Linked DNA regions of Mus musculus: region 1 is linked to region 2. The links are chromatin loops, found by intact Hi-C in ENCODE. Cell type or tissue: heart. All regions are shown on one strand. Links, peaks and the distances in the headings refer to the core of each region. The heading gives the core; the rest is flanking DNA.

Evidence for each region. Hi-C counts contacts between places; a loop is a spot of excess contacts. Peaks named below come from ENCODE experiments on the same cell type or tissue, not always from the same donor. Only the 100,000 strongest peaks of a DNase experiment are listed, where the experiment ranks them.
Region 1: a loop joins it to region 2, with 4 times the contacts of the local background. A loop is called at or near these places in 3 of 42 quality-filtered maps.

The regions. Positions count from the first base shown.
Region 1 is chr6:49,668,123-49,675,847 of GRCm38, reverse strand. Gm31226 (a long non-coding RNA gene) reads right to left here. Exons shown (of 5, transcript XR_377650.2): 3 at 4,120-4,206; 4 at 475-533. Among named protein-coding and RNA genes, the nearest start is that of Gm31226, 38 kb to the right of the region's middle. In heart, for the core only: no CTCF peak of the experiment used is centred there; a DNase peak (open chromatin) is centred at 4,677.
Region 2 is chr6:49,586,696-49,594,420 of GRCm38, reverse strand. No RefSeq gene overlaps it. Among named protein-coding and RNA genes, the nearest start is that of Gm31226, 43 kb to the left of the region's middle. In heart, for the core only: no CTCF peak of the experiment used is centred there; a DNase peak (open chromatin) is centred at 2,980.

The DNA.
Region 1 (7,725 bases), core at 3,479-5,978, 80 kb before region 2:
TCATTCCCTCAGTCTCTGCCTCACATCTTGTAGGCAGGACAAATTTTGGGTTGAAGCTTTTGTGGGTGGATTGATGTCCCCCTCCCTCCACTGGAAGTCCCACCTGGCTACAGAGGGTAACCATTTCGGTCTCCATATTCCCCGATGGTAGGAATCTCAGCTAGGGTCAACCCCATAGACTCCTGGGAATCTCCCCTATCTTTGGTGTTTCTAATCAAGAGTCAAAAAGAAAAAAACAAAACAAAACAAAACAAACAAACAAACAAACAAAAAACAAACATCATGAAATTATTACTTCAAATAAAGGTTGTGGTTTTTTTTTTCATCAAAAGTGTAAGCTATTTTAAGCCTACCTTGTCCACAATGCATTTCTTCTGTAGAGGCAATCACTGCTCGCTTCATTTAAAATTCCATACAGCAAGAAAGGGGTTTGCCATTCTTTTCTGATATCAGAACATGTTGCAATAAACTTACCCAAGCCATTCAGTCATTTTGACAGCTCTTTTCTGCTTTTCCTTCAAGCATGCTACAAACTAAAGAACAGAAATCGAGTCAGGGCCTGAGAACCTCAGGGAGGGGCTTAGAGAAGAGATGGGAGGGGCTTAGGGAAGAGTCGGGAAACACAATAGAAGACAGGGGATACTAAAGAGGAAGTGGCTATTATAAATAAAGCTGCTATGAACACAGTGGAGCATGTGTCCTTATTACAAGTTGGAGCATCTTTTGGGTATATGCCCAGGAGTGGTATTGCTGGATCTTCTGGTAGTACTATGTCCAATTTTCTGAGGAACCGACAAAATGATTTCCAGAGTGGTTGTAACAGCTTGCAATCCTACCAGTAGTGGAGGAGTGTTCCTCTTTCTCCACATCCTCACCAGCATCTGCTGTCAGCATCTGAGTTTTTTATCTTAGCCATTCTGACTGGTGTGAGGTGGAATCTCAGGGTTGTTTTGATTTGCATTTCCCTGATGATTAAGGATGTTGAACATTTTTTAGGTGCTTCTCAGCCATTCAGTATTCCTTAGTTGAGAATTCTTTGTTTAGCTTATTTATAATAGCCAGAAGCTGGAACGAACCCAGATATCCCTCAACAGAGGAATGGATACAGAAAATGTGGTACATTTACACAATGGAGTACTATGCAGCTAATAAAAACAATAAATTTATGAAATTCATAGACAAATGGATGGATCTGGAGGATATCATCCTAAGTGAGGTAGCCCAATCATAAAAGAACACACATGATATGGACTCACTGATAAGTGGATATTAGCCCAGAAGCTCAGAATACCCAAGATACAATTCATAAACCACATGAAACTCAAGAAGGAAGACCAAAGTGTGAATACTTCAATCCTTCTTAGAAGGGGAACAAAATACCCATGGAAGGAGTCACAGAAACAAAGTTCTGAGCAGAGACTGAAGGAATGACCATCCAGAGACTGCCCTACCTGGAGATCCACCCCATAAACAACCACCAAACCCAGGCACTATTGTAGATGCCAACAAGAGCTAGCTGACAGGAGCTAGCTTTATCAGAACTAGCTGATAAAGCTGTCTCTTGAAAGGCTCTTCCAGTGCCTGACAAATACAGAAGTAGATGCTCACAGCCATCTATTGAACAGAGCACAGGGTCCCCAATGAAGGAGCTAGAGAAAGAACCCAAGGAGCTGAAGAGGTTTGCAGCCCCCTAGGAGGAACAACAATATGAACTAACCAGTACCCCCAGAGTTCCCTGCGACTAAAACACCAAGCAAAGAAAACACATGGAGGGACTTGTGGATCTAGCTGCATATTTAGCAGAGAAAATGGCCTAGTCGGTCATCAATGGGAAGAGAGGCCCTTGGACCTGTGAAGGGTCTATGCCCCAGTATAGGGGATTGCCAGGACTAGAAAGCAGTAGTGGGTGGGTTGTGGAGTAGAGGGAGGTGGTGGGGATAGGGAATTTTCAGAGGAGAAGCTAGGAAAGGGGATATTTGAAATGTAAATAAAGAAAATATCTAATAAAAATACTAAAAAGGGGGGAGTGGAAATCTGGGGGAATAAAGGGATACAGAAGTGTGGCAGAGAGATGGGGGTGCTGAAGGGGTGTTCGATCAAATGAAATATGCATGAACTTGTCATAAGGAAATTTGTTACTTAGTACAGAAATTTTTTAAAAAGGGTTTTGAAAAACAGGTTGAGTCTCACAGGCAAAGCGTGGGCAGAGCCACAGTGAGTTTTGTGTTCTGTCTAGTGGTCACTGAGGCAATGGGCCCACGGGGCAAGGGTGGGGCTGACACGGAAAGTACAATAGACATCTGTAAGTCAGTATGAAGGGCTGAGCTCAGTGATTCACAAACCTACTCCAAAAGCAGGGGGATTCATAGAGCAGGTGCTTGCTACTGCCCGTGAAGCAGGGGCTAGCTGCCCCGATAATGCCAAACAGGAATCTGTCACCCAGGAGCAAGGGGGACCAATTCAGCTGTGCTTAGTGGTGTAGCTTTGGTTGGTTGGTTGGTTGGTTGGTTGGTTGGTTGGTTTAGGGTTTTTTGTTTTTGTTTTGGGGTTTTGTTTTGTTTTGTTTTTGAGACAGGATCTGCCTCTGTAGCCCTGGCTGGCCTGGAACTTGGTATGTAGACCAAGCTAGCCTCAAACTCACAGATATCATCTGCCTCTGCTTTCTGAATTCTGGCACAGCAGCTGAGTGCTGGCTAGTAGTGCTGTTTTGATGGGCATCTGAGAAAGCCCTTTTATATTTCTTCCTAATCCACCTCTAAAGGTCAAGGAAATAGGCTGTCCATATATTAAACTAGAATAAACCAATCTTCAGATGGTAGCTTAAAACTTAGAAAATGTTTCTCTAAGGATCTTCAAATCATAAGCTAAAAGACAATTTAAAAAATCCAAGATTAAGAATTAACCTAAAACAATTGGCCTTTTCTATGAAACAATTCAAAATGTGGGTGATAATGGTGAATGAAATATTATGCAACTTTCTGAGAGTGTTACACTTTCCAAGTTCATGCTGATGTATATATGTTTAATGTGTCCTTTTCCCCTCAACTGTAGTTGGGAAATTTAAATTTGTAAACAAAAGCACACCAGAAATGTGACATAGCAGAACACATTTTAATGGGTGTGATAAGCCCATCAGTAAGGAATAGACACCGTACATCACATGTGAAAGTGATGCCTATAAATTTTTTTCTGCAAAGAAATTGGCCTGGCATCTCTTTTATAGCTATGAAACCCTAGAGGGATGGATGGTGAGGACACCGCATTCTGTCTGGCCAGGAATAACAAGGGACTGTAGATTATAGACACTGCAGCTGAAACCTGGGAGAAAAGAACTGAATAATTATTGGTTCCTGCTCTCAGTAGACAAGCTAATAAGGACAATAAAAATACTTCTAGCACATAAGAGGAATAAAAGTCCACCCCTGAAGGCTCTATAAAGCTTTCAGACAGAAATGGACTCCCATGGCTCTGTGTCTTATGGTCCTACTTGTGTTACCACATCACAAAGGGGCACCTGTGTATTCATCAACATCCTTTGTGACACCTGTGTGAGTAAAACCAACCGAATAAAAGAAAGCATCAGATCAATGATGTGAATGAGATAGCTAAGCAAACCCATGAGAACAAATGGACACCCTTGTGGGAATTAAGGAGGAAGATGGTCTTATGTGCCTCCTTCATGAGTAACTACTAGCTAGGCTGGTTCCAAAGCCAGAAATTGTGAGACACCCACTCGAGATGGAAAATAACAGAGAAAGCAAGGTTGAGGGGGAGGGTGATGTGGGCAGCTAGACTTATCTTGTAGACTCCAAAATATGTGAACCTTGAATCATAAGCCATAGACTCCCTTTAAAACTAATGAGCTAGGGAAATGGTTTAATGGGTAAGAGTAAACCTGGAGTTCAAATCCCCTATACACATGTTAAAGGCTGGTCAAAGCTGTGTGTACCTGTAACCATAGATAGCACAGTAGGAGGGGGAAGGTGTAGGAGGGAGTGTCCAGAGACAGGCAGACCCCAAGAGTTTGCTGGTCACCCTAGCCAAATCGGTGACCTCCAGATTCCATGAGAAACCCTCACCTCAAGGCACTAGAATGAAGAGCAACGAAGGCATACACACCCAATGTCCTCTGCTGGCTCTCTTCATCTGTGCTCATGCAGGCTTATACCTCGGCACACTCATGTCTATGCAGCACACATGTACAACCTACTATGCATTAAAAGAAAAAAAGCAATGTTATTTTTGACTTCTGAAATGATGATGTCATCAGATAGATGAACACCTTTGAGAATAAGCCAATCAAGTGAGAAGATTGCTAGGAAGATGCAACAGCAACCTTGAGTATCTTGACTTCTGGTCTTTCAGTAGCTAATTGCTTTGTTTGAGCCATCTTCATAAACCTAGACTTCCTTGCAAGCTATTTTTTCTGTTCTAAATTAGTTTTGTTTCTGTGGCTTCCTTCCATGTTTTAAACCTCTCCATCTAAGAAATAGCTCCCGGCAAAAAGGCTTAGGCAAGTTTCTTGCGGACCTGCCCCAGATTCTCTGACCCTGGCTTAGTTCCATGTACAGGTAGTTGGCAGCCACCACCTTATATAATGCGGATCCCCAAGGGCTTGGCAGCCTTGGACAGCTCTGAGCCTCCACTGTTGGCATCTGGCTGTGGCAGGCAGCCATGTGTCTGGCACCACCAGGTTATGTCATCCCCTTTTTAGCCTTGTAGACCCTTTTAACCTTCAGAAATGGTCCTAAGAGGAGCCAAGAGCAAGAGGGTGAGCGGAGGCCTTTGGATGCGGTCAGCCCAAGTGTGAAGAAAGTCCTGGGATCTAATCTGCTTTCTCCATGAGGCTGTCTGTGAATGAATGGAGTCGGCCTGCCTCCCAGCCGTTATCTGCTTATTTTAAAAGTCTCCATGGCTTCCTATTAGATCTCCCTTCCCTCTCCTGTTAAACTGGGTCTGGAAAGCAGCCTGCTGCCCTTCATCTGCTGTCTCAATTAGCCAGCCCTGCGCTGATTACCGTCTTGTCCATTCACTCTCCAGACACTCCCGCATTTCCTGAATCAAGTCAGTTTCTCCCTTCCTCTCTCCCTCTGAAGCACTCACTAAGCCTGCAGCCCACATGACTCCAGCTGCCTCCTGCCTCTGTTGAATAGGGGTTGGGAGGTGGGGCGTCCTGCTCACATCTCTGGGTGCTTTTGGGAGTTTACATGGGATTAAGGATAACCCAAACTCTTTGGTTTTGCCTTAGTCTCGATAACTAAGGACTCTTGGTTGAACCCAATTGTCATGAAATCACATCTCAGAAGTTAAATCAGCCAAGTCCTTCCTGCTCCCCTCCCCAACCCCTCTCCCACTCCATTCCCTCCCTCTATTCACCCCTAATGTCCACTCTATCTCTCCTTCTCAGTGAGATTCAAGCCCAGCCTTTCTTGTAACTTAACTTCCTCAGGTCTGCGGATTGTAGCATGGTTACCCTGTACTTTGGAGAGAGTATGGGCAGGGAGAACTGGAATTGGGGGTGGGGTGGGGCGGGGGCATCTCTTGGATGAGCTAGAAACCTAGGATAATGGAGGCTCCTGGAAATCTATAAGGGTGGCTCTGGCTGGGACTCCTAGCCGTGAGGGATATGGAGCCTAAAATGGCCACCTCCTGTGGCCAGAAAAGACCAATGGGGGGACTGGGACACCAGCCCAGCCACAAAATCTTAGACCCATAATTTCTCCTGCCAACAGGATCTGTAGGGGTAAAGATGAAGCAGAGATTGAAGAAATAGTCAACCAATGACTGGCCCAGCTTAAGACCCATGCCATGATAGAGAGCCCACCCCGACACGATTAATGATATTCTGCTATGCTTCCAGAAAGGTGCATGGCACAGCTGTCATCTGGGCCATTGCTCCAACCCCCAGCTTGCAGAGTCTCACACCCTATGTGTCCATATGAAGTATCTGCTAGTCCTTTCCCAAATGATGAAAGCTAACAAGCACCAGGCAGATGCTGAAAATGGATCTCTCATATACTTAAAAAGGAACACAGGATAAGCATGGGATCCCTGTTCTGAGTACACAAAGGACATGAAGTCAGGATGCTGAGGGGAGATCCCCACACTTGTATTCGGTGCAGCGATATTCACAGCAGGAAAGATGTGGAAGCTTAGTTGTCCAGTGAAGGGAGGAAGGGATTTAAGTGTGTACATAAAGAGGTGAACTGCTCTGTTCACTTAAAAATAGGGAAACCTGTCACCATAACAAAATGGATGAACATGAAAGATATGCTAGTGGAGATGAGCCAGACACAGAAGGGCAAGTGACACACAGAGATCTCACTTACTGGGGATGGGGTGGGAGTCTAATAAAGTGGAACTCAAGTTGTGAGAAGAAGCTACCAGAAGCTGGGCACAGAGAGGGACTTGCTGGGAGTTCCTGACCTCAGAGCACCAAGGTTCAAAGAGCTCTGAGCCCCATCACACAGTTGAGAACTATAGTCAACTGTAATGTGCATTTCAGAATAACTAACAGCAACTTTCAAATGTCTTAGAAGAATGATAGGTGAGCAAGGTGATGGCTGTGTTAGCTGGCTTTATTTGATCATTCCGTGTGGGGAGTGGAGGAAGCCTGCAGTGTAGGAAGTCCTGGGTAAATGTCTGTGGTTGACATGAGCCATCCGTGTCAAGGACCCTGGCCTCAGACCCATGGAAAAACCGCAAAGCCCTACCTCATCCTCCAACCAGGGAGAGGCTCAGAAGGATGACAAAGCCTTCTTCCTGTCTGCGTGCAGATGTTGAAAATGCTACAGAAAATGCCCACTGTAGCTTTCTTCCCATGGATGCTTACAGCCGTAAGTCTGCTCCACTACAGAAACTGCTCCTATGAAGATTATCTGTATCTGCCTCCTTGTTCAGTGGTATAACAATCCCACCTCCCTGTTCAACTGTTTACAATAAACACACTGAGATTTCAGGGTACCGAGGTTTCTCTGCCATACAGACAAGACCACACCTGACCCTAGTTTCTCTGTCTGTCTGTCTGTCTGTCTGTCTGTCTGTCTGTCATTTCTTCATTCCCTCATCACCCCAGTTCAGTCTATCCCTGGAATGCATGCTGGACATTGCAATGCCACATTAATTGCACCCAGTATCAAGCCAGCCATGGTGGTTTGAATGAGCAATGCCCCCTACAGTCTGTGTAATGGGAAATGTAGCCCCCAGCTGATGGTGCTGTTGGGAAGGCTACTGGGAGCCTTGCTGTAAGAGGAGGTAAACCACTGCAGGTATTTTTAGGTTGGCCCTGCTTGATATTCTCTCTCTCTCTCTCTCTCTCTCTCCCTCTCTCTCTCTCTCTTTCTCTCTCTCTCTCTGTGTCTGTCTCTCTGTCTCTCTGTCTCTCTGTCTCTCTCTCCATTCCTCCTTCCTTTTCTTCCTCCTTCCCTCCTCCTTCCTTGGGGTTGAAATGTGATCTGCTTCCTGACAGCCAGGCTAGCCTCACGATCTGCTACCATGTTTTCCTCAGCATGAAGGACTCTGTCCCCTCTGGACCTGAAAGTAAAGTAAACCTCTTCTTCCCTATCTTGCTTTTTTTGTCATTGTTTTTTATCACAGCAGTGAAAAGTAAGTGATGCACCATTACACTGGACCCAATAGGTCTAAAGGTTTACAAGTTAATCAAAACAATGTCAATAATTATGCTAAAGCAATGATCTATAAGTATTGAGTATCTGGGTCTCCCAA
Region 2 (7,725 bases), core at 1,812-4,311:
CCAGGAGGAGGAGCACCCCCACCCCCACCTCACACCCGTGTCTTGCAAAAGGCCCATGATTGACAGAAGAGGGGTTGTATCTGCATAAGGTTTGTGATTGAGCTTATGTGATGATTGTGTTGGCAGAATGGGAAACTGTAAATCTACAAGGCTGTGATTGGTGGAATTATACTCCAAGCAAAAGTGTGCCAAGTCCCCTCTTCTAACTATATAAGCAGGTTGCTTGCCACCACTTTATGGTTAGTTTGGGAGGTCTCATAGTCATCTACCACCACCGATGTACGTTAAGCATAGCAGAGTCTTTTCTTGAATGTTTTATCGGCTGGTGCTCTCTATCACAGGCTCGGTTGGCTGAACAAAGAGCAAGCAGGAAGCCAGAACTACTGGCCCTGGGAAAAGCAGTAGTGGTGGCACCAGTGGCCAGGAGACGGCTTAGATTTACCAAGAAGTACAACAGCTAGGCACCCCAAGTCCCTAATGCTGAGAAGCAAGAGCTTCAGAAAGCCACCAAGAGCTAAAGACCCCATTAGCTGAAGCTCTAAGCTTTAACACCGGGAGGTGGCTGAAGAGTCTCAAAGAATGCCTAAGGATAGATAAACTGCAAGAGGCTAAACCAATGAAGGACAGTTGAAAGCTGAGCCCATGGGGGCTGCAGATAAGCAGAGATGAGAGTGTAGGCTAGAAGGATTGCATGCCTAGCTCCTGAGAAGTATTTGAGAGAGAAGCCAAGGGTTAAAGAGCTAAGAGTCCTGAAGCTCAGAAGCTGTGGGATGTCAGAGTTCCTATCCCAGAGCAATACGCCTCTGGCTTTGAAGGGTAGAGCCATAAGCCTCTCACTCTCGTGTGTGGCATTTCTAAATCTCCATATTTAGAAACCCTGTTTGTAAGCACCAGGGACCCAGGAGCTGCCCTTGCTCTGTGTGTGATTTCTTGTGTGGACAGAACAGGAGAATTCCCAACCAGCCACTTGGAACAATAACAACAGATTTCCTATCTATCTGAGATATAAAAATCTTTATCCTTCTTTTCCTAAATATTTCCCAGCTGTGATCATTCAGGTAAATATTTTTTAAGAGTATGTCAGACAAAATCCTACTAGGATCAATGTAAATGAAGTAACTCAAGGCTCAACAAAGGGAACTAAAGTTAGAATTCAAACCCAGGCAGAGGTGGCAAAGCCAGGGCTGTGGACTGCAAACCACTAGCCTGATGATGGTAATTAGGGGAGCAAGGGACATTTAAATGAGGTCAAGTGACTCTAGATGTAATTCTTGACTAGGGATTCTTTAAGTATGTAAGGCACCATCCACTCAAAGTGACCCGAGAGAGGCGTGGCTGGATGCTAAACAGACAAGAAATTGACACTCGATGGTTGCTTTGGGCAGATAGAAAGTAGACTGTTGTATCTGAGTTGTCTATAGTAAAGAGTCGAAAAGCAAAGCACTGTCTGTATGTATCCAGGGCTGTCAGTAAGAGCGCCCCAGGGCCAGATCCAGGACTGTACAGAACATGAGTGCAGCAGGCATGTGCAGTTGTCGAGATGCATGTTACCCAGGCATATCTGTGCTGGCCAGGAAACATTGCATACTAGGCCCAACTGCTACAGTGCTGGCCCAGAGACAGACAGGGCTGCTGTGAGGGTCCTCAGATCCAAAGCCAGGCACGGTTGGATGAATACATCAGCCATATGCTATCTTATATAGCCATACTCCTTCCCAGAGAAGGCACTTCATAGTATCTTTGAAGCATGGCTGTCTAATTTATAATATTCAATGGCCTAACTCTCACAGGCAGAGAGAGCAAACAATGTGCTTCTTTCCCTGGCACTGAGAATTGAACCAGGGCCTTGAGCACATAGTACTCTATCACTCAGCTCTGTCCACAGCCCTATGTTTAGAGCAGTGTGTGTGTGTGTGTGTGTGTGTGTGTGTGTGTGTGTGTGTGTGTGCATGAGTGCATGCATGCATGCATATGTGTTGTTGCTGCTGCTGTTTTTGTTTGTTTGGTTTTGGTTTTGTTGTTTTTTTTTTTTTACACAGACCCTATGTTGCTTTTGATACAAAAGCAATGCTTTATCATGAGTTTTGTTTCTGAACTTTGGGCTAGGCATGGTGGTGGTGTATGCCTATATCAGCACTTGAGAAGTGGAGGCAAGACAACCAAGAATTCAAGGTCATCCTTAGCTACACAATGAATAAAGTTTGGGCCAGCCTAGGCTACATGAGACACTGCCTCAAGGCAGTGTACCTCTGACATGACTGTTAACTCTCATGTTTCCCACCACTCCCTCTTAGGTTCATAAGTCATATGCAGCCTGCCTCGACTACATAGTGACTCCATGTAGAAGGATGGAATATCTGAACTATGTTTCTCAGAGACTGTGGAATTCTCTCAAAGCAGGTTTGAAAGGATGGACTCCTCCAATTCTTTGGTGCAGATTCACCTCTAAAATGTTATAAGGTGTCATGGTGTCTTGTCAGGAGGATTGAACATCTTGAAATCCAAAAGGTTCACTAAGAGCTTGGACTCTGGAGTCAAAAGTCCCATCAGAATCCAACTGGCAAAGGAATTGTTCTGTGTCTCAGTTCCCTAATGTGTGAAGGAGGATGGAGAAGAGAAGCTCCAGGCACAGATGAGTCATAGCTCTCACCAGAAGTTATGTGATCAGGGACATATCTCAACCTCTTGAAACTTCAGCTCCCCCTCACCTGACCCACCCCCACCCTCCATCAACTGATAATCGGAAATAATCGATTCTGAGTGTGAAGACCAGCCAAGACAGTACATGGAACTCCAGGGCTGTGCAAGTGCTGCTTACTATTTTTATAGCACTATTCTATTTCGTTCTGCCAGGCCAAGAGCAGGGCTGTGCCACAACAGTTTGGGGAAAGCAAAGGAAGCCCAGAGCCTCCAACCACTCTTGTCACTGTCAAAACAGAAGAGTGACTTTGGCAGCATTTCAGCCCCATGGTGTGTACTGAGCCCTGGAACTTGGCAAGGCACAGCCATCTGCGCTTGCCCCTGTGGTGATTGCTGAACTCTAGAGCTTTTAAATAGAAACCCACACAGTTCTGCCCAGATGACCAGGCTGCAACTGTAGGTGTGAATGTAACTCCAAAACCCTTGAGAGTTTTTAAATGCCATATTTTTACAGTTCCGGATCAAATAGAAACCGCTCTGCACATTCACCCACCAGGTTCCAGCAGAAAAATGCCATCTCTGTCACCACAGCAACACTCTGCTTCTCTCCATGGGTCTCGCAAGGTTTTCCCGATTGTGGAGCACCACACATAGGTCACCTGCTCATTCCAAAGTAACTCTTGCTCCCTGCTACTGCCACTAAGGCTTGCCTTCCAGCTTCCTGATGCCTTCTGTTCTGCACAGACGAGGAAAGTCCCCAGCCTGGGTGATAACAAACACAACCCCAAGGCCTCAGAACTAGAAGCAAACTTTATTTTCTAAAACTAGCTGCTGTACAGGAGACAAGAGAATAGGAGCCTTGATAGCAAGAAGTCAGGCAGCTACCACACAGGATTCCCTAACAGGCAACACAGGAACCATCCTCCCACATTCCAGTGGTATCAGCCTAGTTTAAAACAAAATGCAAACTCTTGTGGACCTTACAAGTAAGCAAAAAAAAAAAAAAAAAATGGATAGTAAGCAAGTGCTTGCAAGTCTGATGAATTCCATACAAGGGTGGCAAGCATGTAATGAAGTGGTCAGCCTGGCTTGGGTGCAAGCACACTGATGGGATATTCTCATTTGGAGAAATGTTTACTTGTGCCAAGACTGGAAGTAGGGGAGAAATGGTCTCAGGGAGCAGGGATAGAAGAGACAACTCCCAGGAAAGGCAGCTGTATACTCAAAGGGAACCCACCTTACTAGATCCAGAAGCAGCAGGTACAGCAGCAGGCAAGCAGGTGGATGGGCAGGCAGGCAGGCAAGCAAGCAGGCAGGCAGGCAGGCAGGCAGGCAGCAGGCAGCAGGCAAGCAGGTGGATGGGCAGGCAGGCAGGCAAGCAGGCAGGCAGGCAGGCAGGCAGGCAGCAGGCAGCAGGCAGCAGGCAGCAGGCAGCAGGCAGCAGGCAGCAGGCAGCAGGCAGGCAGGCAGCAGGCAGCAGGCAGCAGGCAGCAGGCAGCAGGCAGCAGGCAGCAGGCAGGCAGGCAGGCAGGCAGGCAGCAGGCAGGCAGCAGGCAGCAGGCAGCAGGCAGGCAGGCAGGCAGCAGGCAGCAGGCAAGCAAGCAGGCAGGCAGCAGGCAGCAGGCAGCAGGCAAGCAAGCAGGCAGGCAGGCAGGCAGCAGGCAGCAGGCAGCAGGCAGCAGGCAGCAGGCAGCAGGCAGCAGGCAGCAGGCAGCAGGCAGCAGGCAGGCAGGCAGCAGGCAGGCAGGCAGGCAGGCAGGCAGGCAGGCAGGCAGGCAGGCAGCAGGCAGCAGGCAGCAGGCAGCAGGCAGGCAGGCAGCAGGCAGGCAGGCAGCAGGCAGCAGGCAGCAGGCAGCAGGCAGCAGGCAGCAGGCAGCAGGCAGCAGGCAGCAGGCAGCAGGCAGCAGGCAGCAGGCAGCAGGCAGGCAGGCAGGCAGGCAGGCAGCAGGCAGCAGGCAGCAGGCAGGCAGGCAGGCAGGCAGGCAGGCAGGCAGGCAGCAGGCAGCAGGCAGGCAGGCAGGCAGCAGGCAGCAGGCAGCAGGCAGCAGGCAGCAGGCAGCAGGCAGGCAGGCAGGCAGGCAGGTAGCAGGCAGCAGGCAGCAGGCAGGCAGGCAGGCAGGCAGGTAGCAGGCAGCAGGCAGCAGGCAGGCAGGCAGGCAGGCAGGCAGCAGGCAGGCAGGCAGGCAGGCAGGTAGCAGGCAGGCAGGCAGGCATATAGATAGATAGGGCTCTGTCTATTATGAAAAAGATTGAGATCTAGAAGGGTTCACACAGGGGAGTGTCTTTAAGAGACCATCTGCCTGTGATAGAAAAAGAATAGGATTAGAGCAGCACAGGGGTCAGCAGGTGAGGTGAAGGTGATGTTGCAGGGCAGGCCAGGCCTGGACCAGTCACAGGAATGGGATGGAGAAAAAGCAAGGGATTCAGGAGAGCTACAGGAGGAAGAATGCACAGGGCTTGGTGATTGGCAGGCTAGAGGAAACAAAACAGATAAAGGCAGCTTTAGCTATTTTTTCCCTGTGCAAAACAATAGATATTGTTATTTACTGAAAGCAGAGACTTGAACCAGCTTGAAGGAGCATATGGGAAATTCTGTTTGGGCCAGGTTTATAAACTATCTTGTAGAGAAGCCAAATATAGAATTGATAAACCAGCCCAGAGCTCACAGTAAAGGTCTGGGCTCTGTTGTTTTCCTAGACAGTAAAGATAATAGATTCTAGAGTATTCTCACTGGTGGTGTTAATTGAATAGTCAGCATTTGCTTTTAACTCAAGATGAGAGATACAAAAGGCAGAGAGACTTCAAATCCCTGGTTGGTCATCCCATGAGCCTAGTGACAATCAGGCAGTGCTCCCAGGCAGTGCTCTGTCTAACCTGCGGTCTCCAACAGAAAACACCGGATGAAACCAAATGTCAGTGATTCATTCGGAGAATTGAAACATGGCACTCCCTCTTTGTTTCAGTCTCCTTTTCAGTTACCTGGTGATCAACTTTGAGCTAAAAATATTTTTAAAAATTCCAGAAATAAGCAATTCAAATGTTAAATTACAAGCTATTCTGAGTAGTGAATTGAAATCTCATTCCATTCCACTGACTCTCATCTAGGATGTGAATATCCCTTGGTCTGCTGTGACCACACTCTACATACTACCTTCCCAATAGTTACATAGCAGCCATCTTGGCTTTACTAACTACCAACGTTTTGCAGTATTTGTGTTCCAATAGCCTTGATTTATCTCATTATGGCCCCAAAGCACAAGAGTAGTGATGCCAGCCAGTGTAATATGTCACAGAGAATAGTAAGAGGGTTTCCTTTAAGTGAAGATGTAAAGGTCAGGACTTAATAAGGAACAAAAGCAACAAGGGGATGTATTTATAAATAAGATGACAAGAACAACCCCACCTTTGTAACTGTAAAGGAAAAAAAAATTAGTTTCCCTGTAGCATTTCAAATTGCAAAAGTCACACAGCATGTGGGTGGCCTTAAGGGGATGGCATGTGGTTTGTGCCCATGTATACACAGGTGTACACAGGAGTCGGTAACCCCCAGGATCTTGGGAGTCTACTGGGGCCTTGGAATATATCTGCCACCGAAAACAGAGATGGTGTGCATCAGCTATACATAAAAGCCCTATAATGTTATTGGTAATCTTAGGACTTAAACTATTAGTAGCCATTGATCAACCTGAAGTTCAAGCTTCTTATACTCTGCTGTTGTTAGTGCTATGTGAGACCTCACTCAACCCTTAACTCCAGGAAGTAGACGCGAAACCACCCCATTTTACACACACAGACTAACCCACAAAAATGTGAAACCCTGAACTGGGTATGGTGCTGCACACCTTTCATCTCAGCACTAGAGAGACAGAGTTAAGTGGACCTCCATGAGTTTGAGGCCAACCTAGCCTACATAGCAAGTTCCAGACCAGCCAAGGCTACATAGTGAGACCGCATCTCAAAGGAGGAAAACCGTGAGGCACCATCCCAACATCAATTGATACAAACCCAGTGATACAAACCCAGGCCTGTCTGGCTCCAAAATCCTACTTTTGATCTCCAGGCGATGAGTTTCTGGGAAGTTACCATAGCAGATGGGCCTCGTCTCTCTGAGGCGTTGGAAATAGGTTTCAAGGCAAAACAACTAATCACTCTGGCGAGCATCCCATCAGTCTGCCAATACTGTCAACTCCTGCTAAGAGATGGGGTCTAGAGAGGGACCATTCACAGAGAAAGATCTACTTGAAAATTGCTAAAAGATGAGACTTCTCTAGCCCACTTTAGCATATGGTCCTGCAGAGCCCAGGCTCAAAGACAAGTCCATGTGGTGTATTTTTCAAACTTGCCCACCTAGGCGTACATGGCACAAGAAACGATGGTCTCAGTCACCACCGTGCAGATGTGGGAGGCCATCCCTTTTTTCGGTATGTGACCTGAGGCAGATGACTTCATTTAAATTTTTGTTTTGTCATTTGGCCAGTGGATCAATAATTCTGTTGCTCTGTATAAATAACGGCTGTCACAGGCCAAACCATAAACTGGGTACATCAGCAAAAGTGTTCCAGGTATCAATTCAAGTCCCGTCCTCATGCTGCCTTGGATAGGCTGCACAGGAACCATAAGAAGCCCCATTGTACAGATCATTTACTGTTGAATAACTTGCCCAAGGTCAAAGAGCTAGTAATGACAGAAATAAGCCTCAAGTCCAAACCATCTAAGAAGAACTCACCCTGCCAAAGCCTACAGCTTCTTCGTGGAGTGAGGATTAAAGCACGATGCACTGCAAAGCCTGCCGGCACAGTAAGTGTTCAGTTAATGCTATGCCATTAGTTTTATTATAGCTAACACTATCTAAACACTGAAGAAGATGATGACATTTAAAACCAAAGCAGAACAGTACCACTCAAAAGAGTAGACTTCTGACCTTTTTAGAGCTGTCTTGTGAAGAAAGAAACACTACTTACAAAACAGGAACTTACAACCCATCTTGGAGAGATGGTGCCGCTTAAAGCATCCCAATGACGCAAACAGTTCTGTAAATGCAAAGGGGCTGAATGGCTCTGTAGACAACTGCAGAGGGAATTCCCC